Regions from separate parts of the Homo sapiens genome. Here regions 2 and 3 are each linked to region 1. Evidence: chromatin loops called from intact Hi-C (ENCODE). Cell type or tissue: HCT116. All regions are shown on one strand. Each heading gives the region's core, and the rest is flanking DNA. Links, peaks and the distances in the headings are about the cores only. Region 1 has its middle 18 kb from the start of MIR4720. Region 2 overlaps CMIP (c-Maf inducing protein). Region 3 overlaps CMIP (c-Maf inducing protein).

Region 1 (9,848 bases), core at 1,055-9,054:
AGAAAGAGAGAAGGGGAGAGAGAGAAGGAAGGAAGGAAGGAGGGAGGGAGGGAGGGAGGGAAGGAAGAAAGGAAGGAAGGAAGGTAGGAAAGAAAGAAAGGAAGGAAGGAAGGAAGAAAGAAAGAAAAAAGAATGAAAGAAAGAAAGAAAGAAAGAAAGAAAGAAAGAAAGAAAGAAAGAAAGAAAAGAACATGTGAAGGAAGACCTGGCAGGGTGGGGGCAGGACCTGACCCACTAGCCAGGTTGCTCTCCTGGAAACAGGGTTGTCCCTACTGGGGTTGGAAATTTGTCTCCATAACGTGTGAGTGTGGGAAGCACTGGCATTTGGTGGTGGCAGTGGGCAGGAAAGCTAGACAGACAGTCCCTGATGACAAGAATGGGCCCTCGGCCCCCAGGATGGGCTGCCGTCTCTCAGGACATTCACGTAGGCGAAAACCCTGCTTGAAATTATCTGTGTCTGGAATCTAACTTCACTTTACATAAAAAGGCCGTTTTTTCCTGCTCAGTTTTCATTGTCCCTGCATTTCCCAGGAGCACAACCACAGCGTAAATGGAGGTAAGGTTGTTCTTTGTTTCATTTGGACGTTAACCAAGAGTTGCTCACCATTTTGGAAAATCACGTCACTGAGAGCCTGCCAGCCTGTGATGTTTGAGTCACCCACAGGCACACCTGTGGCCATCTGTGCTGTGGCTGCAGCCTTCCTGGGGATTCCTGAGCAGGAGCAAGTGGCTTACTACTTCTTTATGTCTCTGGGGTAGAGGGGGTTCTAATGTCCCCACATACAATTTTATGTCAAATTAATTTCTTTTTAATCCTCCTTTATATTGTAAATAGGCATGATATTGATGTATCTGAAATCACATGTATAGCTAAATTATATACCAGGGAATTCAACTTCAAGACAGAAAGAAACATTCAAAATATTAGTTTTGACCAGGTACGGTGGCTCACGCCTATAATCCCAGCACTTTGGGAGGCCAAGGTGGGAGGATGGCTTGAGGCCAGGAGTTTGAGACCAGCCTGGGCAACATAGCAAGGACCCATCTCTGTGAAAAATACAAATATTAGCTGCGTATGGTGTCACGTGCCTGTAATCCCAGCTACTTGGGAGGCTGAGGCAGGACAATTACTTGAGCCTCGCAGTCTGAGGTTACAACGAGAGCTGTGATCGTGCCACTGCACTGCAGCCTGGGTGACAGTAACAGAGCAATATTTTCTATATATATTTTGGAAAAATATTATATTTTGGCAGGATGGGGGCCGGACATGACCCATATACATAATATATATATCTATATATATATATATTTTGGCTGGGCGCGGTGGCTCACACCTGTCATCCCAGCACTTTGGAAAGCCGAGGTGGGGGGATCACGAGGTCAGGAGATTGAGACCATCCTGGCTAACACTGTGAAACCCTGTCTCTACTAAAAATACAAAAAAAGACAGGCACGGTGGTGGGCGCCTGTAGTCCCAGCTACTCAGGAGGCTGAGGCAGGAGAATGGCATGAACCCGGGAGGCAGAGCTTGCAGTGAGCCAAGATCACACCACTGCACTCCAGCCTGGGCGACAGAGTGAGACTCCATCTCAAAAAAAAAAAAAAAGAGATATATATATATATACACACACATACACACACACACATATATATACACATATCTATACACACACATATGTATACACACACATATATATGCACATATATACACACACACACATACACATATATATACACACACACAGATATATATATATATCTGTATGTGTGTGTGTTTATGCAAGAAGCATTGGGTCTGAACGCTCGCAAGGCCCTGTATCAGGAGCCCAGGAATATGTTGTGTGAACCAGGGCTGAATGGAGCACTCAGCTTGCCCAGCAGCAGCTGGGGGCATGGCCATAAGCAGTCCAGATTCCAGGGAAATGAATCAGTAACCCGGGGATGAATCAGGAGACGGGAATTGCAAGTCATCCCACCTCCACAAGGTGGAAACTTAGCCAGCACCTTTACCCGGCGCTGACCCACCCGTATTCTCATAAGAATGTCTGACGGTGGAGACGCTGATCCTGAGAGGAACCTCAGGCACGCAGGTTCCAACCCGGAGTCAGGCTGGAAAAGTTGAGGCTCTTCAAAGAGACTACGACTTTGAACCTGGGTCCATGTAAGCTCCAGTCATCCTTCAAGGAATGTGACTAACGTCATCCATTGATGAGGGCAGGAAAATGTCAGATAAAAGACATTTTCTGATAAGTTAACAGGTTACTTTCACAGTATGCACATTCTAAAGCCCTTGTTTTCACAAAGAGAGAGGAATACCTTTTATGTTAATAATAAAAAGTAGTTTCCCTGTTTGATAAATGTGCAAATATTTAAGGCTGTGGAGAAATAGGGACACTTTTATACTGTTGGTGGGAGTGTAAATTATTTCAACCGTTGTGGAAGACAGTGTGGCGATTCCTCAAAGACCTAGAACCAGAAATACCATTTGACCCAGCAATCCGATTGCTGGGTATATACCCAAAGGAATATAAATCATTCTGTTATAAAGATTCATACATGAGTTTGTTCATTGCAGCACTATTCACAATAGCACAGACATGGAATCAATCCAAATGTCCATCAATGACAGACTGGATAAAGTAAATGTGGTACATTTACACCATGGAATACTATGCAGCCATAAAAAGGAAAGAGATCATGTCCTTTGCAGGAACATGGATGGAGCTGGAAGCCATTATCCTCAGCAAAGTAACACAGGAACAGAAAACCAAATACTACGTGTTCTTGCTTATAAGTGGGAGCTGAACATTGAGAACACATGGACACAGGGAGGGGAACAACACACACTGGGGCCTGTCAGCAGCGGGGTGTGAGGTGAGGGAAAGCATCAGGATAAATGGCTAATGCATGTGGGGGGCTCAATACCTAGGTGATGGGTTGATAAGTGCAGGAAACCACCATGGCACACGTTTACCTATGTAATAAACCTGAACATTCTGCGCATGTATCCCGGAACTTAAAATAAAATAAAATTTTAAAAAGTGGAATTTGGGGGTGTCACAGTTCCTGCCTGGGCCCCCCATGGTTGGGCTCTGGCTGTCACTCAGAGGGATGAGGCTGGAGTGCCAGGCCCCAGCCAGATCAGGAAAGGCCTCAGAACTCACATTAAGGAGCTTGAATTTCATCCCGAGTTTATTGGGAAATTGTTGGTGGATGTTAAGTAGGAAGTAATGTGATCAGATTTGCATTTTAGAAAAATCAGTCTGGCTGCAGAGTGGATGGTGGAAGGGAGCAGGGCAAGGCTGGAGCCAGGGAGGACAGTTAGGAGACTGCTGGGGCCATCAGGGTGTACGTGTGTGTTGGGGAGGGGGCAGTGGTGGTCTGAGTCATCCAGAGGGCATATTATGGTGGCATGGATCATTTGGAGGGGGGGGGTATGGTGATGGCTTGATTCATCTGGGATGGGGTGGGGTTTACAGTGGCCCCCATCTTCTGTGAGGCTGGGGGAAGAAGTAACTGTGACCTGGATTAATAACTGGGCAGTGGGGAAAAGAGCCATGTGCAACCTACCCTCTGTGGCCCGTGCCAGGCACGGCTCATGTAACCCTCCTAGCAAACCTCTAGGGTAGCTCCACTGTGATTACTGCCAGCATTTTACAGGCAACGGCACAGGTGCACAAAGGGCTTACCCTTGCCACGGTCACAGCGGCGGGACCCCGGCCTCAGCAGCGGGACACCAAAGTCTGAGCTCAGGCTCAGAGAGACGTCCCAGCACTGTTTCAGAGGCAGCACTGTGGGGTCTCAGGGCTGGATTCCGGCTCGGGGGCAGGGTAACTTGTGTCTGGGTGGACTGTTCATGGGCTGCCCACCCTCACATGTGGACAAAGAACTCAGTTCCTGCTGTTCAGCCCGGAGCCGCCACCTCAGACCTGCTCATGCTGCAAATGGAGGGAAGGTGGCCCTGACCTGGGTGGGTGCAGAGGCGGCGCAGCTTCCCCAAGGCAGGCATGGACCAGACCGAGCTCTGACGCTGAAGGTCATGGGCAGCCCCGAGTCAGGGCCATGAAGGGTGCGGGGGACCCGGCCCACCATGCCTCTCCACCATCGCCAGTGTCCAGCGATCCCTTCCGCACCGGACCTGCCTGGGAGGGGAGAGGACAGCGGCCGCTACCTTCTTCTTCGCCGCGGCCCTCGTGGGTTTGGGGCGCCCTCTGCTGGACGCTTTTATGGCCTGCGGTCTGATGCCAGGACGGCCTCAGGGGTTTGGTGACGGGACTGGGAGGAAGTCACAGGGAGAAGGTGGCCGGCCGATCCCCTGCCGTGAGAAGGAAGACACAGGGCAAACGAGCCTATGCTTTTCATCTCCCAGTTTTCGTGCCTCTTTCAATAGGGGTCTACCCCGTCGGCACCCCTAAATCCCCCACCCCATCACCCACTACAGACTTTTAGTGCATTTTTTATTTAGAATTCATTGATCCCACAATAATCAATTAAAATAATATTATTTATTCAAATTATTCAAATATTATTCAAATTATTTTAATGGTTGGAAGTACTCTTCCTGCTTATGTATTGATTTATTGGCTAGTATTTGGGTGCACAGAACCACTCCCGCTAACAGCTCTCCCTGGAGTGGCCATGGTATGCCCCATTCTCCATCACCCAGCTTCATCTTCACTTCTATTTTTTTTTTTTTTTTTTTTTTTGAGACAGAGTCTTGCCCTGTCGCCCGGGCCGGAGTGGAATGGTATGATCTCGGCTCACTGCAAACTCTGCCTCCCCGGTTCAAGCGATTCTCCTGCCTCAGCCGCCTGAGTAGCTGGGATTACAGACAGCCACAACCACACCCGACTAATTTTTATATTTTTAGTAGAAATGGGGTTTCTCCATGTTGGCCAGGCTGGTCTCAAACTCCTGACTTCAAGTGATCTGCCCGCCTCAGCCTCCCAAAGTGCTGGGATAACAGGTGTGAGCCACTGCACCCAGCCAAATCTATTATCAAGCCCATTATTCAGATGAGAAAACTGAAGTCCTGGCAAAGATTAAGTCCCGTGTCCAAGGCCCTCGATCAACGCTGGGCCAGATTCCCAGGCCAGTGCTCTCTTTTGCCTTGCCAGCCCTCCTGGCAGAGCTATAGCAGGCCCTGGCTAACACACAGGGATCCCCGACTTGTGCCTGCTATGCCTCAGTTTCCTCCTCTGCAAAATAGAGATAACGATAACAGCACTTACCTCAGAGGGATCATGTGAAGAGGAAAGGAACTAATACTTACATATATAACATTCTTGGCCAGGCGTGGTGGCTCACGCCTGTAATCTCAGCACTTTAGGAGGCCAAAGTAGGAGGATCCCTTGAGCCCAGGAGTTTCAGACAAGCGTGGGCAACGTAGTGAGACCATCTCTACAAACAATTTACAAGTTAGCCAGGTGCAGTTGCATGCACCTGTAGTCCCAGCTACTCAGGGGGCTGAGGGGGGAAGATCGCTGCCCAGGAGGTCAAGGCTGTAATGAGCCATGATCGTGCCACTGCACTCCAGCCTGGGTGACAGAGCAAGACCCTATCTCAAAAGAAAAGAATAAGCATTAAAATACATACATATATATATAAAATAAAATCCTTAAAGCCTGGCACAAGATGACTTCTCAACAAATGTGGGGGCGAGACGCGGTGGCTCACACCTGTAATCCTGGCACTTTGGGAGACCGAGGTGGGCGGGTCATCTGAGGTCAGGAGTTAGAGACCAGCCTGGACAACATGGTGAAACCCTGTCTCTACTAAAAATACAAAAACTTAGCCAGGCGTGGTGGCGGGCGCCTGTAATCCCAGCTACTCGGGAGGCTGAGGCAGGAGAGTTGCTTAAACCTGGGAAGTGGAGGTTGCAGTGAGCGGAGATTGTGCTACTGCACTCCAGCCTGGGCGACAGAGCAAGGCTGTCTCAAAAAAAAAAAAAAAAAAATCAACCAAACAAAAATGTGGGGTTTTAGTATCCACCAGCCTAGTACTCTCAGCCCTGGTTGCAAATCCACCTGGGAGATTGATTGTAATTAACCAATTAGAGCAGGACTGCCTCTAATTGGTCTCAGGTGGAGCCCAAACACGGGCGTTTGTGGAATCTCCCCAGGTGGTTCTCATGTTCAAGCAAAGGTGTAAAGTGCCAGGCCAGAGCCTCCACCGCAGGGCTGGTGTCCTGGGTGCCCAGGACAGTGGGCGGCAGCTGGCAGGTGCCAGGAAATGCTGAATGGCTGCTTCATCGCCCTTGGTGTCTACATTGCTTGTTACTCAGCATCGGGAGTTTAGATGTCATCTCCCATCAGTTAGGAGGGAGGTCACCCACTCAGACCTAGGTCATCGGCTCTGAAATAAAGATGGGCTTTGTCCCATTCTGAAATTCCCTAATCCAAACATGAAGTCATCCCAGCCCTGCCTTTGGAAGTTCCACTCAGGACTGAGCCAAGAAGGAGCCTGCCTCTTTCTTTCTAAAGTCACAGGCTGCGGGGCTCTGGATTCCCGGGATACGTCCAAAGGAGAAATTTGGGTCTAGCAAGGATAGGGGGTTGAGCAGAGGTCACTGAGCTCCCGCCACGGGCATGGATCCGGGCTCACCCCTGCCAAGTTTCTTGAATCCCTCTCCCGGAAAGGATGATAAACATGAGTCTTCATTTCCTCAACCGAAAATGCCCTGCAGGTTCAGGATAGGAATGATGACGCGGGGCTGGCCTGCGTGGGGTGGGGCTACTGCACAACAGTCATGCAGGCTGGTGTGTGAGCCTCCCGGCAGCTCTTCCAGGATCAGCTGGTCCCCACTTAAAGACAGCTGTGGCTTGGAGGGGTTAAGTGCTCCAGAATCCATGCACAATTTGTTGGAGTGTGAAGCTATCCATACCTCTTCTAGTCTGTCTATATGGCAGAATAAGATGCGGCTGAAACATCAGGCAGGGGCCCAAGAGACTTTCTTAAATTGTCTCTTTAAAATAACATGATTTCCATCCTGGGCAACAAGGCAAAAACCCGTCTCTACAAAACGTACAAAAATTATTACTAGCTAGGCATGTGCCTGTAGTCCCAGCTACTTGGGGTGCTGAGTGGGGAGAATCTCTTGAGCTCGAGAGGTCAAGGCTGCAGTCAGCCATATTCATGCCACTGCACTCCAGCCTGGGTAACAAAGTAAGACCGTGTCTCAAAATAATAATAATAAAAATAATAATAATAATAAATGATTGGCTAGACGACGTAGCTCATGCCAGTAATCCTAGCACTTTGAGAGACCAAGATTGGAGCATCACTTGAGGCCAGGAGACCAACACTAGCCTGGGCAATAAAGCAACATCCTGTTTCTACAAATAATAAAAATAAAGTAAAATAAAATAACATGATGGAAGATGAAGAACAAGTCTGGGAAGCTACGTGTTTCCTCATGGAGAGATTGGATCACCCTCATCTCCAGCTTGGTGTCTTGTGACAAGAGGATGGCACCGCAAATGTTTGTTGACCTAAACATTTATTTATTCACTCTTCAAAAGATATTTATTGAGCGCCTACTGGGCATTGTATGAGCACTGGGAAATGGAAAAGAAACAAGACTGACAAGGTCCATGGGCTGATGGAGCTGATATTCCAGTGAGTGTGTGGGGAAAGGGGTGGGCAGGGGAGAGAGACAAAAAAGTAAACAAATAAACAAAGATGATGAAAGATCATAATAAGGGCTGTGTATCAGTTATCTATTGTTGTATAACAAACACTCAACAATGTATGGCTTAACACAACCTCCATTTATTTCCTCACAATTCTGCAATGTGGGCTGGGCTCAGCTGGGTGGTTCTTTTGCTGGTCTTGTCTGAGGTCACTCACAGCCTCAGTTGTCTGTCATCAGGTGGCTTGAGAGGGACTAGTCTGAACAATTAGACTTACTTTTTTTTTTTTTTAAGTTGAATTTACTTTAAATGCAGAAACCAAAGCATTTCACAGAAACCTCCAGCTGAAAAATCAGAAGGTACGGCCATCCTGAGCCCACATTTCTGCATGGCAGCAGAGCATGTGCTGGGCAGTGGCTGCCCCCAGGAGATGGGGCATTGCTCCCCAGGTTCCCACAGCGCTGGCTTCTCTCTGGAGATTTCTAACACTGAGCCTATGTATCCACTGCCATTAAGACCCCTCAATGATTGTTGTTCTGACTATAGAGCTGAGAGGAAAGTGACACCTCTCTCCAACCCATGGCTCTAATCACAGTGGAAAGTGAAAATGGGCTGAGAAGAGCCTGCTTTTGGTTATTTGTATTCGTTATTTCTCACCACCTTTGCTTCACTTTTGTAACCACTTTGGCCTTTGCAGCATTTTAACCCTTCTGATACAGAGTGGGAGGAGAGGGGCAGAGAAGTCTTCTGTAAACAGGTGACTTTGATGTTGTGTCCTGGAGGATGAGAAGTTGGTAGCTGGGCATAGTGTTAGGGGGAGATGCAGTACCAATGTCCTGAGAGAGCCCCATGGCTGCAGCCCAAGGTAAGGGACTTCTTGCAGGGTCTCAGAGGGCATGTGCAAAGTTTGGGTTTCATTCTCAATGCAGTGAGACAGGAGCAGGAGGTTAAATGGTGCAGCTGCCGTGGAAAACAGCTTGGTGGTTCCTCCTGCTAAACATGGAGTTACCGTATGATCCAGCAATTCCACCCCTGGGTATATAGGCCCAAGAGAAGTAAAAACAGGGACTCAAATGCTTGTACTCAAATACTCATAGCAATGCTATTCACATTAGCCAAAAGGGGAAACAACCCAAAGGTCCATCAATGAAGGAATGGATAAACAAAATGCAGTCTATCCATACAACGGAATATTATTCAGCCATTATGAAGGAATGGGGCGCTGACCCATGTGACAATAGGGATAAACCTGCAAAATACCACACGAAGGCAGAGAAGACCATCACAAAAGGCTACTTACTGCGTGGCTTCATTTATATGTGTCCAGAACTGGCACATTCCTAGAGACGAACAGCAGGTTACTGGTTGCCAAAGGCTGGGGAGAGGGGGAATGAGAGTGACTATTCATGGGTACGGGATTTCCTTTGAGGGTAACAAAAAAATACCTTTTGGAATTCGATCAATGAACGCCCAACATCATGAATGTGCAAAATGCCACTGAATTGTTCTCTCTAGAGTGGCTGACATTTGGTCAATTTTACCTCAATTAAAAAAAGGAAAAAATGAGGCCAGGTGCAGTGGCTCACGCCTGTAATCCCAGCACTTTGGGAGGCCGAGGCAGGCAGATCACTGAAAGTTGGGAGTTCGAGACCACCCTGTCCAACATGGTGAAACCCTGTCTCTACTAAAAACACACACAAAAAATTAGCCAAGTGTGGTGGCGCACGCCTGTAATCCCAGCTACACCGGAGGCTGAGGCGGGAGAATCACTTGAGGCAGAGGTTGCAGTGAGGTGGTGTCACGCCACTGCACTCCAGCCTGGGCAACAGAGCAAGACTCCATCTCAAAAAAACAAAACAAAACCAAACAAAAAACAAACAAAAAGGAATAGAAGATAGGGAACATAAAAGAGAAACAATCAACACTGCGGTAGCTACGTTGCTGGTGATATTGAGGAAATGAGGAAGCCATTCTCATACCCAAAGTGGTGTTTCCTGTAGACAACCTAGGGGTGTGCAAGACTCTGGCTGGAGAGGGGTGGGTTAGCGGCACCAGGAGGGGTCCTCCCACGTGTGCACCTGCCAGCTTTCCTGGTGGCCCCCCCACCCCCCGTGATCTTGCCCCAGCATCAGGAATTGGGGGCGATCTGGTCAGGCAAGTCTCCTACAGCACTTAAACCCACGTTTCCGAATTGGATTCAATGGGAGGCAGCTTCCC
Region 2 (9,848 bases), core at 586-8,585, 220 kb before region 1:
CAGGAGCACAGGGGCACATAGTGCTGGACACAGGGGACACTCCGTGGCCAGAGCCGGGCAGAGACAGTCTCGAGGGCGGGCTTCCCACCCACCCTAGCCCTCCCAGGCCATGAGTCAGCCGGGACCACCTGTGGAGGCTGGAAGGGGCTGCCAGGGAGACAGGCCGAGCCAGCTGCTCCCACCATGTCGGACCCACTTGGAGACACTGATGATGGCGCATGAGAGGCTCCCACGCGTGGGCTCCTACCAGGATCCCTTCTGCCTGCTGCACAAACAACACAGCCTTCGATCCTCACACGGCCCAGTGACGAGACGCCATGATCATCCCCATTCCACAGAGGAGAAAACTGAGGCCCAAAGAAACACACTCCAAACCAGCATACTCATAGTATCCCCACAGGCCACACACACACTCACACACACATAAAACAGTCATCCCACATGCCACACACACACACTCATAAAATAGTCACCCTACAGGCCACACACACACACATTCATAAAATAGTTGGCCCATATGCCACACACACACCACACACACACTCTCACAGTCACCCCCACACACCACACATACACAAACACACACATAAAACAGTCACCTCACATGCCATGCACACATACTCATAAAACAGTCACCCTACAGGCCACACACACACACATTCATAAAATAGTCGCCCCATATGCCACACACACACTCAGTCACCCCCACACACCACACATACACAAACACACACATAAAATAGTCACCCCACAGGCCACACACACACACATAAAATAGTTACCCCACAGGACACACACACACACTCATAAAATAGTCACCCCATATGCACCCCACACACACACACACACACACACACACACTCTCTCTCTCTCTGTCACTCCACACACCACACACACACCCACACCCACTGTCATAAAATAATCTCCCCACACCACACACCCTCATACAAATGACCCCACATGCCACATATACACACAAATAGTCACCCCACACACCACACACACACACTCATAAGCCACCCACACACCACACACACACGCACACCGTCACCCCACACACCACTCACACACTCATAAGCCACCCACACACCACACACACATGCACACCCATAGTCACCCCACACACCACACACACACATGCTCAGTCACCCCACACATTCATAAAAGTCACCCCACATGCCACACATACACACACACACTCATAAGATAGTCATCCCACACCCCACACACACTCATAGTCACCCCACACGCCACACACACTCATAAAATAGTCACCACACATACTCAAAACAGTCACCTCACACACCACACACAGACACACCAGTCACCTCACCACACTCATAAAATAGTCACCCCACACAACACACAGTCACACTCAGTCACTCTCGCTCTCACACACACTCACACATTCACTCTTACACACATTCTCACGCGCACACACACTCACTCTCACACTCACACACCCCACATTCTTTTCCACCTTTCTCCACAGAGGAGGGACAGAGGCCTGGGCCTGGATGCGGTGATCGAGGGGCTGTGGCCACCCTAGGGGGCTGGGAAACCTGCCCAGCAAGAAGAAGGCAGCGTGGCCAGGGCAGGCAGCCAGAAAGGATCCAAAGCTGGGCTGGGATTTTCCCAGAGCCAAGGGCACTCCTCTGGCCCTGGCAGCCCTGGGACAGGAATACAGGCCAGCTTCTTGTGACACACAGTCTGCTCATTGGTCCCCGGCTCTGGGGCTTGGCCCCTGGGGCTGTTCTGAGTGACCTCACTTCCCCTGGGGAAAAACCATCTTGGTTTCCAGGACTAGTGTGCCTCGGCCTGAGGAACCCCTCTCAGGAAGCGAGAAGGTGGAGAGGCACCAGGAGCTCCAGCTCCCATAGCAGGTGCATCCTGGCTTCTCGGGGCTCCTCTAGGAGCCTGGTGTGTGTCTCCTCACAGCCCAGTAGCCTGGACCTGTCACCTGGGCCTGTTCACATGGACAGACTTGTCCCTCACAGCTGTGCATACCTGGGTCTCTCACCTTGAAACCCTGGACACAGAAACAGGCCAATCTTCTCAATGCTTTGTAAACACACACGGTCCCCTCACAGCCTGAACACGCTCTTGGCCTTGCCCCACAGACTGGGCCTTCATGGCCTCGTGTGCACACAGGCCTGTGCCCTCACAGCCTCATGTGCAGACAGGCCTGTCACCACAGGGCTTGGCCTCTGAGGGCCAGGGCATGAGCCAGGAGGTACATCTGAGTCAGAAATGAAGCCTCATTAACCCAGAATAACTATTTAATGCTTCCACACCCCTGGGAATTAGCCTCAAGGGCTGAACCACCCAAACCAAACAGGGCTGGCCTCCCCAGGGGCCCTCAGGACTGCAGCTTCTGCTCTAGCGAATGCTGGGAGGTGGAGCAGCCATGGGCTGGGAGATCCTGGCCCTCCTCCTGCAGGCTCCAGGCCTCCTCAGATCTCCCAGACCAACATGGCAGAGGCCAGGCCGGGAGGGCTGGGAGGAAGAGCAGAGCTGCTCAGAGAAAGAGGCAAAGATGTTCAGGGTCTAATCCCGCTTGCCTTCTTGGTGGCCTTGGAACCTTGTGCGACTGACTTATCCTCTCTACACTCAGGTTTCCCCATCTGCAAATGTTGATAAGAACAGAACCTATTCAGTGAGAGGAAGTAATTCACAAAATGCAGTGTCCATTGCCGAGCAAACTCCTCCAACATGGGAGCTACAACCGTGTGTGAACAGCTCAAAGTTCTGAGCTGATGCCACAAAAACAACACTGTTACCCAGACGGAAAAGCGTGACCAAGATGACCTGGATATTTGCCTTCTTCCACAAAACAATTTGAGGTCAATTCCATAGCAGCGGTTGTCAATCGACCCTGTTATCATGACTGTCCCCATAAGGAACCCTAGTGTCTCCCTCATCTGTCCTCCCTTTGGAAGAAATACTCAAGAATAAGATTTCATTGAATAGGGTCGAGCTTTGGAGGGCCACAGACTATTGTAATCATTAAGATTTGTTTAAGTGTCAAGGAACCAATTTTGGTCCCATTAGGGGTGATGCTGCCCCTGTTGGGAATGGCCTAGAGATGCAAGTCCAACTTGATCAAAACTAAGCAATGGGGACACAGTATTTAGGAGGTGGCATTTTTTTTTTTTTTTTTTGAGACGGAGTCTCGCACTTTCGCCCAGGCTGGAAGTGGCATTCTTTACATACAGGAGAACGTATTCTGACAGTATGTGCACCGCAGCCACAGGAGACAAATGTATATTGGTGTAGGAGAGAAAATGACAAAAACAAGATAGCATTAGGAGATATACCTAACGTTAAATGACAAGTTAATGGGTGCAGCACACCAACATGGCACATATATACATATGTAACAAACCTGCACGTTGTGCACACGTACCCTAAAACTTAAAGTATAATAATAAAAACAAAAGAGAGTTAAAAAATTCAAGCTGAGGTGGTGGAATTTCTAAAGGTCCTCAATTTTGATGTTCCACTGATTTTTTTTTTTTTTCAGTTAAAGACAGAGAAAAGAGAAAAGAAACAAGGAAGGAAAAGAAAAAGAAAAACCTCAAATAGGTGGTTGTAAATAAAGAGGGGAGAGAGAGTGGCTGTATCAGCAGAAGCAGAGGGGTTATGTCCTGGGAGGGCTGTGGAGTCCCAATCTCAGAGAAAAGCACGGTGTGATCAAGGAGGAGGTAGGACAGCCCCACAGATCTGGATTGAAATCTGCTGGGCAACTGTAGGCAAGTCACTTGATCTCTCTGAGCCTTGGTTCTATTACCTGCTTAACGACAATGAACCAGAAATGACCTAGCCAGCCCTGGCATCTCACATGTACTCAGTAACTGCATCTGTATTAGGTGAACACTTTCTGGAATCTGCCCACAGAACCAGGATCCAAATTCACGTTTCCCAGCTAATTTGGCTAGCTGGCGGTACCTCCAAAACACCTTACGTTTCTTTGCCATTTTAAAAGGAAGGAGAGCATGCCTTCTCAAATATCACCAAAACTGGGTACAAAGAGCCACAGGAATTGAGATCAAGTTGCCAACACTGAAATATCACTGCCACCTGGTGGCAGCATACCTAAATTATTGGGGGGCAATTGTCCAAGGAGAAACACTGTGTCTGAAGCATGCTGTAGACACAGCCAAAGCTTACACCCTGAGAGCAAAGACTACCATTGATCACCTGGCAAGTGGGCCAGCACACACCCAGGCATCTGCCAGTTCCTTGACATCCTGATTTAGGTTTTCTGAAAATTTTTTAAACTGCTTGATTAAATTTAGCAACCATAAATAAACCGGATGCCACCATAATTGAATGCAAACATCCAGGTCTTCATGAGAGCTGCTAGAAACACAGTGATCCCAGTTCTGGACTTGCTCAATCAACTGTCTGAATCCCACATGCAAACCTTAACATTTTTGGGGTGGGGCATGGGGGTCTCACTCTATCACTCAGGTTGGAGTGCAGTGGACCAATCTTGGCTCACTACAACCTCCATCTCCTGGGCTCAAGTGATCCTCCCACCTCAGCCTCCCAAGTAGCTGGGACCACATGGGCGCACCACTACGCCCGGCTAATTTTTTGTATTTTTGGTACAGATGGCATTTTGCCATGCTGCCCAGGCTGGTCTTGAACTCCTGAGTTAGACTACCCGCCTGCTTTGGCCTCCCAAAGTGTTGGGATTACAGGCATGAGCCACCACACCTGGCCAATCCTTGACATTTGAATGTTTCAAGGCCGAGCTTTTAAATCATCTTTCTAGCCAAAGCCTCCTGAAGTCCATTTCTATGCCCATCATGTTGGTTGCCCCTTGCAGCTGTGCAATACTCACAGATTTCACAAATGCTGCCTTCCAGGTGCACGTGTAAGTCACTGTTGAAAATGTGGACCAGGGAAAGGCAGAAAACAGAGCCTTGTGGGATACCGCACCTGACAGCCTTCATTGATACTCATCTTGGCCTCCTTTTAAATAAGGCATTTTTCCCCCAACCTGTCGGGTAGGCAGTGTGTCTCCAAGTACATTCTGCCGTGTCCTGAGCTAAGAGAAAATGCAAGGCTGTCACTTTCTGAGGCCCCACAAGTAAAACACCATGGGGAAGGGAAGAGGTGGTACCCCCGTGACCAACACCGCTCAGTCCTCCCTCTCAACTGCTTTGGCATCTGACCCCCAGACGGTCCCCAGTAGGTGCTGACGAATGTCCCGCCTGTCTTCAGACACACTCGTACCCGGGCACAAAGAGAGACCCAGGCATCAGAGATGTTCTCCCAGTGGATACAGAGCTCTCAGTAGCACCTGCTGATCACACGAGCAGGTGTGCACCACCTTACCTGCTTGGCTGACATCTATGCCTTCCCACTCTACTACATTCAGAAATTTCCAGTACATACAGGTACTGGAAAGGTCGAGCTGAGCCCTGCCTCAGCCCCTTCCTAACGATGGGAGCTTGGACTCCAGTCTGAGCCTCATCTTTCCCGTATGGAAAATGGCAACAACGATAATCATCAACCTTATGCGGTTGTGGTGAGGGTGAAATGGACATGATGAGACTAGCAGAGCTCCTGGCACACAGTAGGAGCTCAAAACACGCCAGTCCTGGCACACAGTAGAAGCTCAGTAAACACTAGTTCTCTTCCCCTTTGCAACCCAACGTGGAGACTCAGCTCAGCTTCTGAGACTTGGCCCCACAGCACAAAGCAAGAGGACCAGTAGCTGACAGAGGAAAGGAGGGGAGTGGCCCTCTCTGGGACCAGGAAAGTAATTATCTGGGGTTGCCTTTCTGCCCCCAACCCTGGCCGTTGGGGGAGCCCCTCTGGAGCCATGAGAGGAATCCTGAGTGTTCCCTGGGTCCTCCCAACACGTGACATGGCACCCAGCTCTGCATGGGGCCAGCTGTTCATCCCCTGTGGCTCCCCAGCTTACTGTAAGGATGACAGCTTATGACACACTGGTCATTCCAGCCATACCCGCTGTGGGGCCAGGGGCCTGTCAAAGCTTGTTCTAAACCAGAAGATCAGAAGACAAGGAGAGACAGGGAGGCAGGGCAGGAATGAGAAGCTGACTGTACGTGCTTCACGCCCTGGTCCTGACGTCAAGGTTTCCATCGCCTGAGCCATGGGGCACAACTCAGGCTCCTCGGGTGGCTGGGGGACCCCTCTTAGAAGATCTGCCCCTGGGTCTCCAAGAAGATGAAGTTCCCTTTATGTGCCAGAAAGCTCTGAACCATCCTATGTAGAGCCAGAATCAGAAAATTAGGCCACAGAATCCGACAACTGAAAATCAGTGAAGACTACAGAAATAGGGCTCAGGATTTTGAATCTCTGTTAAGTTTACACTTGGCACAGCCTTTGGAAGTTACTTTCAACTAAGCATCTTGAGCCCCTGAAGTCCAGCCTCCCCGGCTGGACTCCCCTCAGGGTCGCCCTCACTCTGAGAGCAAGCAGTTCTATGATCCTTTTGAAGCAGGAAAACAGCTATAGGGTTTGAGAACACCAGGGCGAGAATGCTATTTCAGCACTGCAGGGGACAGGAATTGAACAGCAGAGGACGAAGGGCCAGGGGCTCTTAGGTAGGGGAACAAAGTTCCTCAGCTGAGCCATCTGGAAGGCATGAGTTCTCCACTTTCATGCCTCTGGGTGACAGATTGGCTTTAAGCCATCGCACCACTGCCTGAGTCGCTTTAAACAAGCAACCGAGTCAGTACTTACCTTCCATTGCAGAGAATGGAACCACTGGTCTCGCAGGTAGCTATTGGCAGCCTGTAACGACAAGAACAGGACAGCAAGGTCCGGTCATCAGCTTGCGGCATCTCAGGGCATTTCAAGGCCAGCATGTGAGCCCCCAAGCCTGCTCTGTAGACAGCGTCTGCCCTGTGACCCTAACAAGCCTGCTGAAAGATATGCTAAGCTGAGCCTGTTGTGTGCAAAACCAAAACAGAAGGGCTGGTCAGGGAGGATTTCCTAAAAACAAGACATCACTAGCACCGTGTGCTTCCTTTGCTGTATATGAGTGACTTCAGACACTGCTGACTTGAGAGCTTTAACTGCACACACAGCTGGACTTAGGGGCATGGGAGGGAATGGGATGAACTGGTTGGAGGCCTGGGAGTGAGGATGGTGGGGGCTGGCTGGGGGCCTGTGTATGAGGACTGTTCTAGGAACTTGGCTTTTGTTATCCACGTAGTCTCTCCTTGGTCCTCACAGCAGCCCTATGAGGTGGCACCTATCATTATGCCCATTTCACAGAGGGAAAAATCGAGACCCTGAGATCTCACAATGAAGTGCATTCAGACCCAGGGTAGCCTGGCTTCCAAGTCTGGGCATTTAACCATGACCTTCTCCTGCCAATGGCAGAAGATCATGGTAAACGGCACCCAGCAGACCTAGGCTAAACATCACAGCGGGTGAAACAAAACCTTCTCAGCTCCACCCCACACTAGCTGTGAGTCTTTGGACATCTCAGCCTCAATTTTCCCATCTGTAAAATGGGGACAATAACCCTGATTTTCCAGGGATGTTTTAAAGACCAGAAATTATTCTTGTAGAGCATCTAGAACCAGGCTTGGCACATGGCAGGTGGTCAGAAATGCAGCCATCGTTATTATTATTGTTATCATTACCATTGCCATCATCCAGTCCTTTCCAATAAAATGCAGCCCAAGGCAGCCCTCCCATCCCTCATGAGTATCACTGCGGCTCTCACCTCCTTTCTCGGTCTGCTAACAGAACAGTAATGCTATGGTGTTTCATGGACGCCAGACACAGCTCTGAGTCCTGTGTGTGGACTGGCTCATTCAGTCCTTACAAGACAGCCCTGTGAAGTCGGTACTGTCATCTCATGGTACAAATGAGGAAACTGAGACTTTGGAAGTTAAAAACTTTCCTGAGTGTTCACAGACATGTGGTGCGGGGCCAGGAATTGAACCCAGGTAATCTGACCCCTGCTGTAAACCACAACACCGGACCATTCTGAGTTCCCCATTGGCTACCCCTCCACCCCAGGCTGGGCCGAAGTGCAGCGTGCGTTCCCCACCAGAACCCACAACCCTCTCTCCAAAGTGACCCTGCCTCTGACGGTTCAGGGGGTCTGACGAAGGCTAGAGTCTCTCTCCAAGCACGAACATCCACCTTCTGCCTCGAGGCACACAAACGCGCACACACACACTCAAGCATGTAACCGCTTTGTTTCACCCTTGTTCGAGGAGATCCGGATCACGCTACAGGTGACCACCTCCCGCTCCCCAAGTCATCTACGAAACATCAGCTGCTCTCCGAGGTCAGGGTCTGGAGCAATCTCTGGCCTTGCATAAATGATCCATTCCAGTAGCAAGTGTGGTGAGGACTCAGGCTCTGGTGAGTGAGCTCAGGGACTCAGAGTTTTGAACCCTGGACTGCACGAATCCACACCAGCCACCCTGATGCTGGTGGAGCTTGAGTCTACCCAAGTGCAAAGCAGGCAGGAGGCAAGCCCTCCGTGTGACACAGGAACTCCGACAAGGGCTGAGCCTCTTACAGGTGCAGGTTCAAGTCTCGGCTCTGTCGTGTCTAGTGGTGTGACTGCAGCAAGTTGCTTGACGACCCAAGCCTGTGCCCCCTGCCCAGAGTTGCGGAGGCCAAGGAGGAGAAACAGCCCCCTGGAGAGACTGTTGCTGAGCTCCCTCCCATCAGCACTGCCCAAGCTCTACTGGTCTTGTGACAATTCCTATTCATTAGGATGACAAAATACACCCTGCTCGGGGAGAGCTGTGCGAAGATCCCAAACAATGAGCTAATCCATGAAAAGTGCTTCCTCAGCACGGTGCCTGGCACGTGCAAACACTCCACAAACAGGGGCCAGCAGCGTCAGCAGCCACGGCCAGGTCTGTGCTGATAAATGCTTAACATCAGGCTCTCTGGAACAACAAGCCCTGATCCCGGCGTGTGCGGATTTCTGTGTTGTGAACAATCCCATTTTGGCTGATTCCACACCTTCAAGGGGATGCCCCTGGGCCAGAGCTGGGGAGAGACGGGCACGATCAGCTCTGGTGGGCAGGTGCAAGCTGGGATGAGCTGGCTCCAGGGCATGCCTGGTCCACATCCATTCCTGTGCTTCCTCACACACCAAGGGGGCCAGAGAGAGAAGGAGGTGGTAAGGAAAATAAAGCCCCCTAAACATGTTCCATCCTAAATCCCTTGTGATTAAGTTATCCTGCGTGGCAACGGGACTCTGGATGTGACCAAGTTCAAGGTCTTGAGATGGGGATGATCTAGGTAGCCCAATGAAATCACAAGGGTACTCACAAGAGGGAGGCAGGAGGGCAGAGTCAGACTAAAGCAGAGGTCAGAGTGATGTGGCCATGAGCCAAGGAATGCGGACAGCCTTTAGAAGCTGGAAACGAATTCTCCCCGAGAGCCTCCAGAAGGAACATAGTCCTGACACCTTCGTTTTAGCCCCATGGGACCTGTGTTGGACTTCGGACCTCCAGAACCATAAGAGACTAAATCTGTGTTCTTTTAACCACAAAGTTAGGGGCAAGCAGTCACAGCAGCAATAGGAAATAAAAGCAGGAGGTACAACCAGGTTGGTATAACGCGGATGTGAGTTGTTCCACTGGCTCTGAGGGTCCACAGTGGACCCAGGCAGTGCCTGTAAGCTGCCACCGGCTGGACGGAACGGCCAAGCAAAGACAAAAAGAAGGTGGAGGAGGACAACCACATCCCTCCCTCTTCTGTGTCCACTGGCCCCGCCAAAGTGCCCTGTATATATGTGTGACCCTAAGAGGGAAGGGGCCACGCATGCTCTACCTACCACTGTATCCTGTGGCCTGGAGCACCAGGAGACCAACAGGTGTTTT
Region 3 (9,848 bases), core at 1,225-9,224, 290 kb before region 1:
TAACTAGATATCAACACTATTATCACCAACAATCTGTATCATATTTTAACTTCCTTTTTGGTTTTCATTTCTCTTCCTGTAACCCAGCTACCTCCTGGAAGAGCTGGCGTGTTAAGTACTAGGGGGTCCTTGTGCCCCGCCCTCCATCACCTCCCATCTCAGCAGCAGACACCACCTGCCGTTCCCCAACAGAGAGGACCAACCCACCTTCTCCATCCAGCCCCAAAGAGAACCAAACCAACTCACTGTGGACTTGGAGGGCAGTGTTAGCCTGGTGGGCCCGCCTTTCCTTTGCTGCAACAGAAACCAGGCTGGTTACAACCATTCTTTTCCCCAAGTTTCCATTCTAGACTTCCACCTCTGTTAACAACACTCATGGAGCCATCGTTATTTTCTTGGTGGTACAAGGCAACACGGTGGTCTTGGTCTCAGGGGCAAACCCGGAGATGAGGTTTGAGCACAGGTGGTTTACTGGAGGGTGATCCCAAGAAACACCAGTGGGAGAGTGGGGAAGTGACACTGTGGCTACCTATAATGGAAGGGGTGTTATCAATCCAGCTATCACTGGGTGGGTACTGGCACCAAATCCCACCGGGGGACTCTAAGAAATGGTGGAGAAGCCATGTCTCAAACATATCTCACTGAAGGGGTGAGGGAGCTGGGGTATTTCTACACACTCTCCCCAGAAGGGACTGGTTGAGGGCTGCTCCAGGAGATCAGAAGGCATGAATTTCCTGCCCCTTCCGTCCTTCTGTGTACACATGTGTGAGTATATGCATGTGGACATACAAAGTCCTTCAGCAAAGAGGTGTGGGTGCTGGCATTTGGAAGTTGGGTCCCCCATGTACTGAAATGGAAGGGTCTAAGGGACATGGAGGAGGGAGGGTGGGCAATGTCCTGGCCAGGCCCCAATGAGCTGTGTGACTCTGGGGATTGCTTTGCTTCTCTTTGATTACCTGAAAAGTGGCAGGTGGTAATACCAATTTCTGGGGTTTGGAGGAGAATTCAACGAGATTGAGGTCCACTCAGGTCCAAGTACTAGCTGCCCCGCATCCCGCCCTGGCCCCCCCTGGCCTGCTGGGCAGGGGAGTGGTCCGGAGCAGCCGGGGACTCACCAGCTCCTTCAGCTCCCGCTGCCGGTCACACAGCTGCTCGTACATGCGCTTCCCCACGTCTGTGCTCTCCAGGGTTGAGATGATCTGCAGTTGGGTGTCGTTGTTGTCGATGATGTTGTATTCCAGCATCAAGCACAGGATCTGTCCAGAACCGCAGGGGTGCATTACGGACCCGGCCTGCCACCCTAGCTCAGCACACTCTGTGCACCCCAAGGGCCTTGTTTTGAAAACCAGCAACCCCACTATCCCCTTTCTGCAGCCCCGGCTGTGTAAGCCTGGGCAAATCACCTGCCCAACTTCCTGCTTGTACAATGGTAGCACCAGTGACCACGCACTGAGGTTCTCCAGGTTCAAATGTCAATGGACATGGGAGTCTCCCAGGCATCTGCTTACCGTGCGGTGTCTGGACATGGGGCAGGCCCCCGGGGGATGTTTGCAGGCCCCTGAGCACTGGTGGAAAGGCCAGAAGTTAAGACACCTCTCTCTCCCCAGTTCCTTCCCCAGTGGCTGTCATGAAGTAGGTGCTCAAACTCACGGAATGGCTCAGAGCCCTGGGCCCATCTACCACACAGCTTCCTAGAGGGCCTCATGACTGCACATGTGGCTCTTCGGCCTGGGGGTCAACACGCCTGACAGCCCTGCCTCTGACATTCCCTTTCCAATGACGATTTTTTTTTTTTTTGAGATGAGGTCTTGCTATGTTGCCCAGGCTAGTTTCAACCTCCTGGGCTCAAGTGATCCTCCTACCTCAGCATCCCAAGTTGCTGGAACTACAGGTGCATGCCATGGTGCTCAGTTCTAGAACTTCTCACTCACCAAGGAGCAGGTCACTCAGCCCACGCTTCTCACAGCGCCTCTTGCCTGTCTCCTGTCTCCCTGCTCAGCCCTCCCCCATGGCCTCCGAATCCCTGTCACAGGACAGCCAAGATTAAATCCAAACTCCTTCCCAGCACCTCTAGGTACCCAGAAGGCTCTTCATGCCCATCCAGCCACATCCCAGACCTCTTGCCCCTTGGCTCCCTGTGTTCCAGCCACCCTGGCCTCCAGCAAGCCTCCGCCCGGGATGTCCCCACAGCCTGCTCAGCTCCCACCTTCCCGCTGCCTCTTCCCCAGGGCTCACATCTGCCCGAACTCTCATTTCCACGGGAGCTCCCATGGCTTTGCTGCGCCTGCCAACTCTTCGATGCTCTTCCCACTGAGGGGTGAAGTCTAGCTCCCACGGCTTTGACTGAGGGCCGGCCGCGGTGACTCACTGCCAGCAGGAGGATGTGGCAGAAGTGATGCCGCCTGCCTTCCAAGGGAGGCTAAGTTAAAAAGTGACATGGCTTCTGCCTTGGTTCCCTTGGGACAGTTGCTCTGGGAGTCTCAGGCTTCTGGGGACTTTGGGACAGTTGCTCTGGGAGTCTCAGGCTTCTGGGGACTTTGGAGCGTGCAGGGAGAGAGAGGAGCAGCAGCAGGTGAGGGGTGACCTGTGGGGCTGGGTGTGTGTGTTCTTGGCAGGTGGACAGGCTACCTGGAGGCCACGAGGTGAAGGGTGCGGCTGGGGAGCCCCAGCCGCCAAAGCCCTCATTGTCTGAGGCCTCTTAGGCCAATGCGAGAAGCCTTGGGGCTAACCCAACCTGGCCCCATCTGACTGATGAGGCCCCAGGTGAGAAGTGCGTAGCTGCGCCCAGGTACCCCAATGCCCATGTGCAAAAGAAATGAACGATCTTGTTTTAAAGCCCTCACTTAGAGGTGGTTTGTTACACAGCAATAAATGAGCAGAACAGAAGCGTCCCCAACCCCACTGATCAATGGATCAGCTGGATCACAACAGAAACAAATACACTGCATGATGAAGGCTCGAGGCTCCCACTAAGCTCAGGACGGCTGGGACTGCACGCCTCACCCACTGCCCCCCGTGCCTGCAGCAGCTCCTGGCTCCCAGCAGATGCTCTATCGGCACGGACAAGGGACGGGGAGCCAGCCACCCCACCAGGGACCCCGACCAGCTCCTTACCTCCACCATGGTCTGGTTCCCCCTCAGTGCCAGGAGCATGCAGGGACCCAGCTTGTTTTCTGCCAGGGAGAGCAGGAATTTTTTGGTCTTGTAACAGGAGCCCATGAGGATGTGCACCTGTGAGGCAAGAAGGCCCAGGTGAAGGGACAGAGACACCCAGTGCCAGCCTCCAGCGTGCTGGCAGGAAGTGAGCCCAAGAGCCGTTGAACAGACCTGCCTACACGCTGTCCAGACAGCCAGGTGTTCTAGGATCACCAGGCCCCAGGGGGATGCAAGAAACCCCTCCCTGGCACACGATCTAACCCAGATGAACCCTGAGGACACTATGTTGAGTGGAATAAGCCAGTCGCGAAAGTCACGTTCATGATCCCTCTTTTCATTCTGTCTTTTGCCTTTTAGTAGTACCTGATTTAACTATAAGCCCCAGCTCAGCAAGGGTATCTTTTGTATAAATCTATAATACTAAATGCAATAAAAGCTGACTAGAATGCAATTTAAGGTCTCTTGATTTAAACAAATGTAGCCCTTGCTATTTTTATTTTTTTTGAGATGGAGTCTCGCTCTATTGTCCAGGCTGGAGTGTGTAGTGGTGCGATCTTGGCTCACTGCAACCTCTGCCGCTTGGGTTCAAGCAATCCTCCCACCTCAGCCTCCCTAGTAAGCTAGGATTACAGGCATGCACCACCATACCTGGCTAATTTATTTCTATTTTTAGTAGAGATGGGGTTCACCATGTTGGCCAGGCTGGTCTTGAATTCCTGAACTCAAGTGGTCCACCCAACTCGGCTTCCCACAGTGCTGGGATTACAGGCGTGAGCCACTGTGCCCGGCCCTTGCTAGTTTTTTCAAGAATCTGTAATAGAATCTCTAAATATGTAATCTCCTGCCATTATAAAAGTTCTGATGTTTGAAACACTTATTACGTTGAAGTTTTAAGCAGAAGGAGACTCTGACTCCACTTACATGAGGTACCTGGATAGGGAAATTCAGAGACAGAAAGGAAAAGTGGCTGCCAGGGACTGAGGCCGGGAGGAAGGGGGAGTCAGTGTGTAATGGATGCTGAGTTTCAGTTTCGGAAGATAAGAACGTTCTGGAGATGAACGGTGGTGATGGTTGTGTTACAACATGAATGTCTTCAGTGTGACTGAACGGTGTGCTTACAGATGCACACTTTTATATGATGTGTATTTTACTGCCAAAAACAAAAAAGCCCCCTCCCCTGCTCCCCTCGGGAGTCTGCTGACAGTTGATCCTTTGAATTCCTGGCACCGCTGGAACCACGTAGAAACTTCTAGGCAGCCTTCGCACATGTATGGGGTAGGGGACGTGACGAAGCCCAGCCACCTCTGCCAAGCCCGCTGTGAGCTCGGAAGGGTGTTTTGGGAGACTGCCTGCGCCCCAGGAATCCAAGAATTGGCAAATCCTGCTTCCTCTTGGGTTATGTGTTGGGCGGTCTTTTGTTCTGGTGCATGGGCGATGGGGGCCCAAGGGCAGGGGTCCCCGGTCACCGGGGCTGGGGGGAGGCCTCGACACCCCATTGGCTTTCCTCCAACTTCACACAATGGCAAATGCCCTTGGCGGTGGAGAAAGCAGCCTCATCAAGGGGCCGGCTTCCAAGCCATGCATCTCCATGGCAACAACACACTTCCATCCAGCGGCTGCCTGCTTCCTTCCTTGTGTATATTTTTTCCGCTCCATCATGAACAGCTCTGGCATACAAATGCAATCTCTCGGGCTGGGAAGCCGCCAGCTCCCTGCGCTTTCTTGCACCGAATCCTCACATTGTAGGGTGGGGGCGGGGGCGGGGGGGCGCAGCTGAGCGTTGCTATGGTGAAGCTGTGACATCAGAGGAGAACCCGAGAGGTGACCGAGAGCGCGAGAGAGGTGGTGCAGGCTGGCAGGGGCAGGCATGTTCCTAGATGCGCAGGGCCCTGAGAGGCCTGGGGTGGCCGGCGAGGAGTGGCGAGGGAGTGCATGAGGCAAAGGGCCTAAAAATAAGCCCTTTTCAAGAAGCTCCCAGGGGCAGCGCCTCAATTTGTCATCGCTGCACAAACATCTCTGCTGAGTTCAGTGTGGACAGCCAAACCAGCCACCCAGCAGAGAGGAGAATCACCACCGGCGTCATTTCCGAGCAGCGACTGTGCCGGCCCGCCGGGCGCCGTGCATCTACTGTTGCATGCGATCGCTGCGGTAACCTCGAGAGGCCAATGCGAGGCTCCCGGACGAGGGGCTGAAGCTGGCAGAGGCAAGTTACCAGCCCAAGGTCAACAAGCTAGCTCCCAGCAGAGCTGCGACTGGAAGCCCAGTTTGAGTGTGGGAGCACCAGTGACCAGTAAATGGAGCTGGTTTTCTCAGCAAGTGGAGTCGGCGAGGCTGCTGGCCACTAGGGTGCAGCATCTGCCCTGGGGGAGGAAGAGTCTGTGGCCCTTTACTCCTGGAAGAAGCCATGTGTGCCTGGCCAAGGAAGGGCTTGGAAACAGAAGGCCTGTGGGACCCCAGGCACGCCACCGAACCTCTGTGGGCCTCTGTTTCAACAGAGGTGTAATTCAGCAACAAGGATGCAGTACAGATAAAAAAGGATAGTGCATATGAAGTGCCGGATACAGTGCCGGGCACAAAGAAAGTTATCATGGATGCAGCTATTGGTTTGGTGACCTCAGACCCCTCATGATAGTGGGAACAATCCCCCTGACCGCGACACCTCCTTGTAAGGATTAAACAAGCTGGTGGACCTGCAGTGCCTTCCAGAATCCCTGGTCCCGTTGGGCACTCAATTTCTTGTAGGAACATAACCATGGCAATGAACTGTGTGACCTTAGGCAGTAACGGCCCAGGCTTTAGCTGCCTTGGGTATAAAATGGGGCAATGACATGTGTCGTCTTCTCACTGTGCTGTGAGAGCTGAGTGCAACTGGGAAAGCCAAGTGCTTGGCTTGGAGCCTCAGATAAGAAATGAGTAAGTGACAGTCACGGTCACCATCACCACCACCACCACCACCACCTTCATGATCAGCACTGTGTTAGCCGGGAAACTCCGGGGCTGGCCCCAGGGGATGGGGGACGGCTGTTTTACTAGTCAGGCATGGCAAGCCCAGGGACCCCTGGAAGTCACCCCACTGGGGTCCCACTGCGTACCATGCTGGCGAACAGCTCCCCGTCATCGTCGCAGGCCACCCCTCCGGGGCTGTAGAGCTGGAACCAGCCATCTTTGCCGGCCCGCACGCTCAGCAGGCATGAGTGGACCTGCCAGACAAGGGAAGACACAAGTGTGAGCTGCATGCAGCCCCGGTGACAAGGGCGACCATGATCTGCACACATGAATGGGAAAGGCTCAGGCAAGTCCTGCAGTCAAGAAACCCGCTTAACTTTGTTTCCTCCAGCAACCCCCAGCCTTCCACCAAATGCCATGAAAGGTCTTTCGGGAAATACCGTGGCCCCCACACCCCAGGGGACTCTGGCTACTGGCTGTCAGCTGCACAGGAGGGAGGGCAGGCCCCGGCTTGATTGGCTGATCTGAATGAAGCGGGCCTGTGGCTGCAGCAGGTAGAGATGCCCAGAGCAACCGCCCACAATCAGCCCCTTTTCCCTTTCTCCTGCCCCCTTTCTCCTTCTGCTATGCCTTCCTCTGGGTGGGGCCATCTCCTGGGTCTCCGTTCTCTGTTTGGTTCTCTGTCCTCCTCTCTCTGTGTTTCTAACTCCTCTCCCGTGCTCTCTGCCCTCTTTCTCTAGAAACCTCTCCCTGCTGCCTCTCTGGGGTTCTGCTGCCCCCAGCACTGACTCTCCCTCTTGGGTGTGTGCCTTCTGCCCTCCCTTTCTTGACTTGTGCAGGCACCATCCTCCCCTCCAGGTATCTGCCCTGCTAATCTCTCTCTCTCTCTCTCTCTCCCCCTCTTTGGGACTCTGCCACCCTCTCTTGTTAGGTCTCATCCCCACTTCCTTCCCTGAGTCTTTGTCCCCCTCCACTGAAGGATCTGTCCGTGGCTGGGGGCAATTTCAGTGCCAAAAGCACAGCTCTCACATTCCTTCCCAGAGCTGTGTGTCTGTGTGGATGGGCCTGTTTGTGCATGTGAGCACACGTGTGTGTGTGTATGGGAGGAATTCCACATCCACTCTGGCCCCTGCTGTGATTACACAGAGAGAGAGGGAAGGAGGGAGAGGATGGAGAGCGGGGAGAGTGAGGGAGAGAGACAGAGCATGAGAGCAAGGGCGTGCAGGAAACACAAAGGACTTTTCCCCACCTCCTCCTGTCCTCCGAAGAAAGCTGAGAGAAGTTCCTCATCATTTCCTTTAGGAAAGGACGATTGGCTGCCAAGAATCTGTTACCCACAGATATTAAACTGATCACAACCCACACACGAGCACACAGAAAACAAAGGCAGTGGCTTTTATTTTTCCCTCTGAGCTGGAAGAATATCAAGGGTTCCCTTATCGACTTCAAAGCAATAAGGACTTAGGAGTGTTGAGATGCTATTCAACAAATATAGCAAATAATTTTAAAGGAAACAACTTTGGCTTCATTTAGGAAGGAGAAGGTAGAAGGGAAGGGAGAAAGAAGAGTGAGGAGGAAAAGGGAGAGAGAATCAGCAGAGAAAAGAAAGAGGCAAACAGGAGAACAAGGGCCTGGGTGTGGGACCTTGGCCAGGGGAGCTGGCTCCTTCCAGACCGGCAGGTCACTCGGGGCCTCATGCACATTTCCCTGGTTTGAGAATTACCCTCCCAGCAGCTGGCCCTGCCTCTCTACTCTGAGAAGCAGCTGATGCCACTTTTGTTCTCCCAGCGTCAAAGGCTGGGTTTGAATTAAGGCTCAGTTCCCAGGAGAATTCTGAGACGCTGTCTTCACAGGTGGCAAGGAAAGACTTAAGTTTAAGAAAAATGGAGACACTCACTGGTCCCTGACATTTAAAAGCACCATATCCACCGTTTCTCCTTTTTCCCTCCATGCCTGAGGAACACTTAGGGAAATCGGTGTTTAGAATTGCGGTGTTTTGGAACTAGAGTCTTCAAGATCCCTCCAGAACTCGGTTTTTCAGTGTGGCCTGGAGACCAGCCCCTCAGAACCACTTGGGATGCTTGTTCAAAACGCATCAAAACGCATATGCTTGGCTCCACCCAGGCCCCGTGAGCTGGAACCGGGAAGGGATGCGGCGGCAGGGGGGTCTGCCTTTTGAACAAGCTCCTCAGGTAATATAGTTTGAGAACAAGTACTCTAGAACTTCTGGAATTACAGCCTGATAAACTGTGGGTTCTGAGTCAGAGAGACCTGCCATGGTTGGACATGGCAAGACCTTGGTGTCCATGTGTCCTCAGATTCCTTCTCAAACACCATGCTCCACCCTCCAGACTAAGGTCCAGTTTGACCCATTTAGCTAAGTCCAGCCAGTTCAGTACCACCTTCTCCAGGAAGCCTCCTGGGGATGGCTCTATGGAGAGGAACTCCCCCTGTCCTCTGCTCATCCTTCCCCCTGTTCTGCCGGGAGCACGAGTCTAGGTCTGTCCTCAACTGGGAGTTAGGGCGCTACCACACCCAGAACTCATGCACACAGAGAAGCAGGCTGTGAGCATCTCAGAGCACAGCACACAGTGCAGTGAGATGGTTATCAGCACCAGGCTCGAATCTTGCCTCAGTCGTGGACCAGCCGCGCAACACTGGGAATACTATAGAAGACACTCACAGGGATGCTGTGAGGCATGAGAAAAGGAATGTGTGTGACCCGGGGCACAGCACCTCCTAAAAGACAGCTGCTGGTGCTGTTACTATCAGATGATGCGGGCCCAGGGCTACAGGCTGGCTTCCTTGCCTGCCTAGGTCCCTGCCCATGTGCACAGGCTCAGGGGCAGAAGGTGGAAGGCTGCCCTCTCCCTGGAAGCCCAGCTTTGGTGAGGGACACAGCAGCCCTTCAGGGAAACCCTTGGCCACCATGACCGGGAAATAAAAACCCAGCTCTGAATCCCAGCTCAGATTCCTTGCTCTGCCCAGTGATTCACATAATAGCAGAACCAGACAGGATCAAAATGCTGCCTCAGAGCTGGTTGAGAGCTGCCATGCCAGCCCAGCCCGAAATCAAGGCCTCGGCTGCGGGCAGAAACCACCAGCCAGTGGAAAACCACCCCCGGTGAGCCGGCGTTTACAGTAAAACACTGACATCACAGGCTGGGCTCTGCACCAGGCGGGGATGTGTTTATACACAGGCAATGGGTCTCTGAAAGCTGTTCTGAATGCCTGTTGGTGACAAGCTTCAGAAGGCCTCTAAGGGGCCCTCGTGCATCCTGCCATCCCCAGACAGCCGGCCTGAGATGCAGAAACAAAGGCCTCACCTCTTGCCTGGGGTCTTCGGCGAACCTCTGAATCACGTACTTCAGTTCCCTGGAAGAGACGAGGCGGCCGGAGTTACTGCCGGGGTCTGGAACTGAGTGGGAGGTGTGGGAAGGGGAGGGGATGGTGTCAAGGAAGAACGGGCCAGGGAGCTGGGCAAGGCGGTGGATCAGGGACACGTGTCTCAAGAGAACTGCCAAGAGGAGCCACCACTGCCTCCCAGAATGCATGGGCCACGGAGGGAAGACCTCAGGACAGAGGCCGTGCGTGCCAGAATGGAATGAGGGCGGTGCCCAGACACTCACTTGGTGAACTTCTCATGTGCGAGAGCTCTGCAACAAAAACAGGGGAAAACACGGCGGTTAACAGAAGCGTCGGAAACAGCACAATGTTCCCAAGATTAACCTCTGGGGACGTCTAGA

What was found. Peaks named below come from ENCODE experiments on the same cell type or tissue, not always from the same donor. Only the 100,000 strongest peaks of a DNase experiment are listed, where the experiment ranks them.
Region 2: it touches region 1 in a loop (8-fold over the local background); 55 of 110 quality-filtered maps call a loop at or near these places.
Region 3: a loop joins it to region 1, with 9 times the contacts of the local background. A loop is called at or near these places in 35 of 110 quality-filtered maps.

Annotation. Positions count from the first base shown.
Region 1 is chr16:81,398,073-81,407,920 of GRCh38, reverse strand. No RefSeq gene overlaps it. Among named protein-coding and RNA genes, the nearest start is that of MIR4720, 18 kb to the right of the region's middle. RefSeq lists enhancers at 4,094-4,173, 9,573-9,848. In HCT116, for the core only: CTCF peaks have their summits at 1,909 and 4,217 (motif pointing left); DNase peaks (open chromatin) are centred at 2,000, 4,230 and 6,700; H3K4me3 peaks cover 2,708 bases; H3K27ac peaks cover 4,123 bases.
Region 2 is chr16:81,617,802-81,627,649 of GRCh38, reverse strand. It overlaps CMIP (c-Maf inducing protein), which reads right to left. Exons shown (of 21, transcript NM_198390.3): 3 at 6,724-6,774. Among named protein-coding and RNA genes, the nearest start is that of MIR6504, 11 kb to the right of the region's middle. RefSeq lists enhancers at 1-267, 1,449-1,638, 4,153-4,222, 8,547-9,147 and a silencer at 3,983-4,032. In HCT116, for the core only: a CTCF peak has its summit at 4,088 (motif pointing left); a DNase peak (open chromatin) is centred at 4,089.
Region 3 is chr16:81,693,068-81,702,915 of GRCh38, reverse strand. CMIP (c-Maf inducing protein) reads right to left here. Exons shown (of 21, transcript NM_198390.3): 12 at 9,732-9,758; 13 at 9,429-9,477; 14 at 6,249-6,356; 15 at 3,115-3,231; 16 at 1,116-1,256; 17 at 247-294. Among named protein-coding and RNA genes, the nearest start is that of PLCG2, 81 kb to the left of the region's middle. In HCT116, for the core only: a CTCF peak has its summit at 5,502 (motif pointing right); a DNase peak (open chromatin) is centred at 5,505.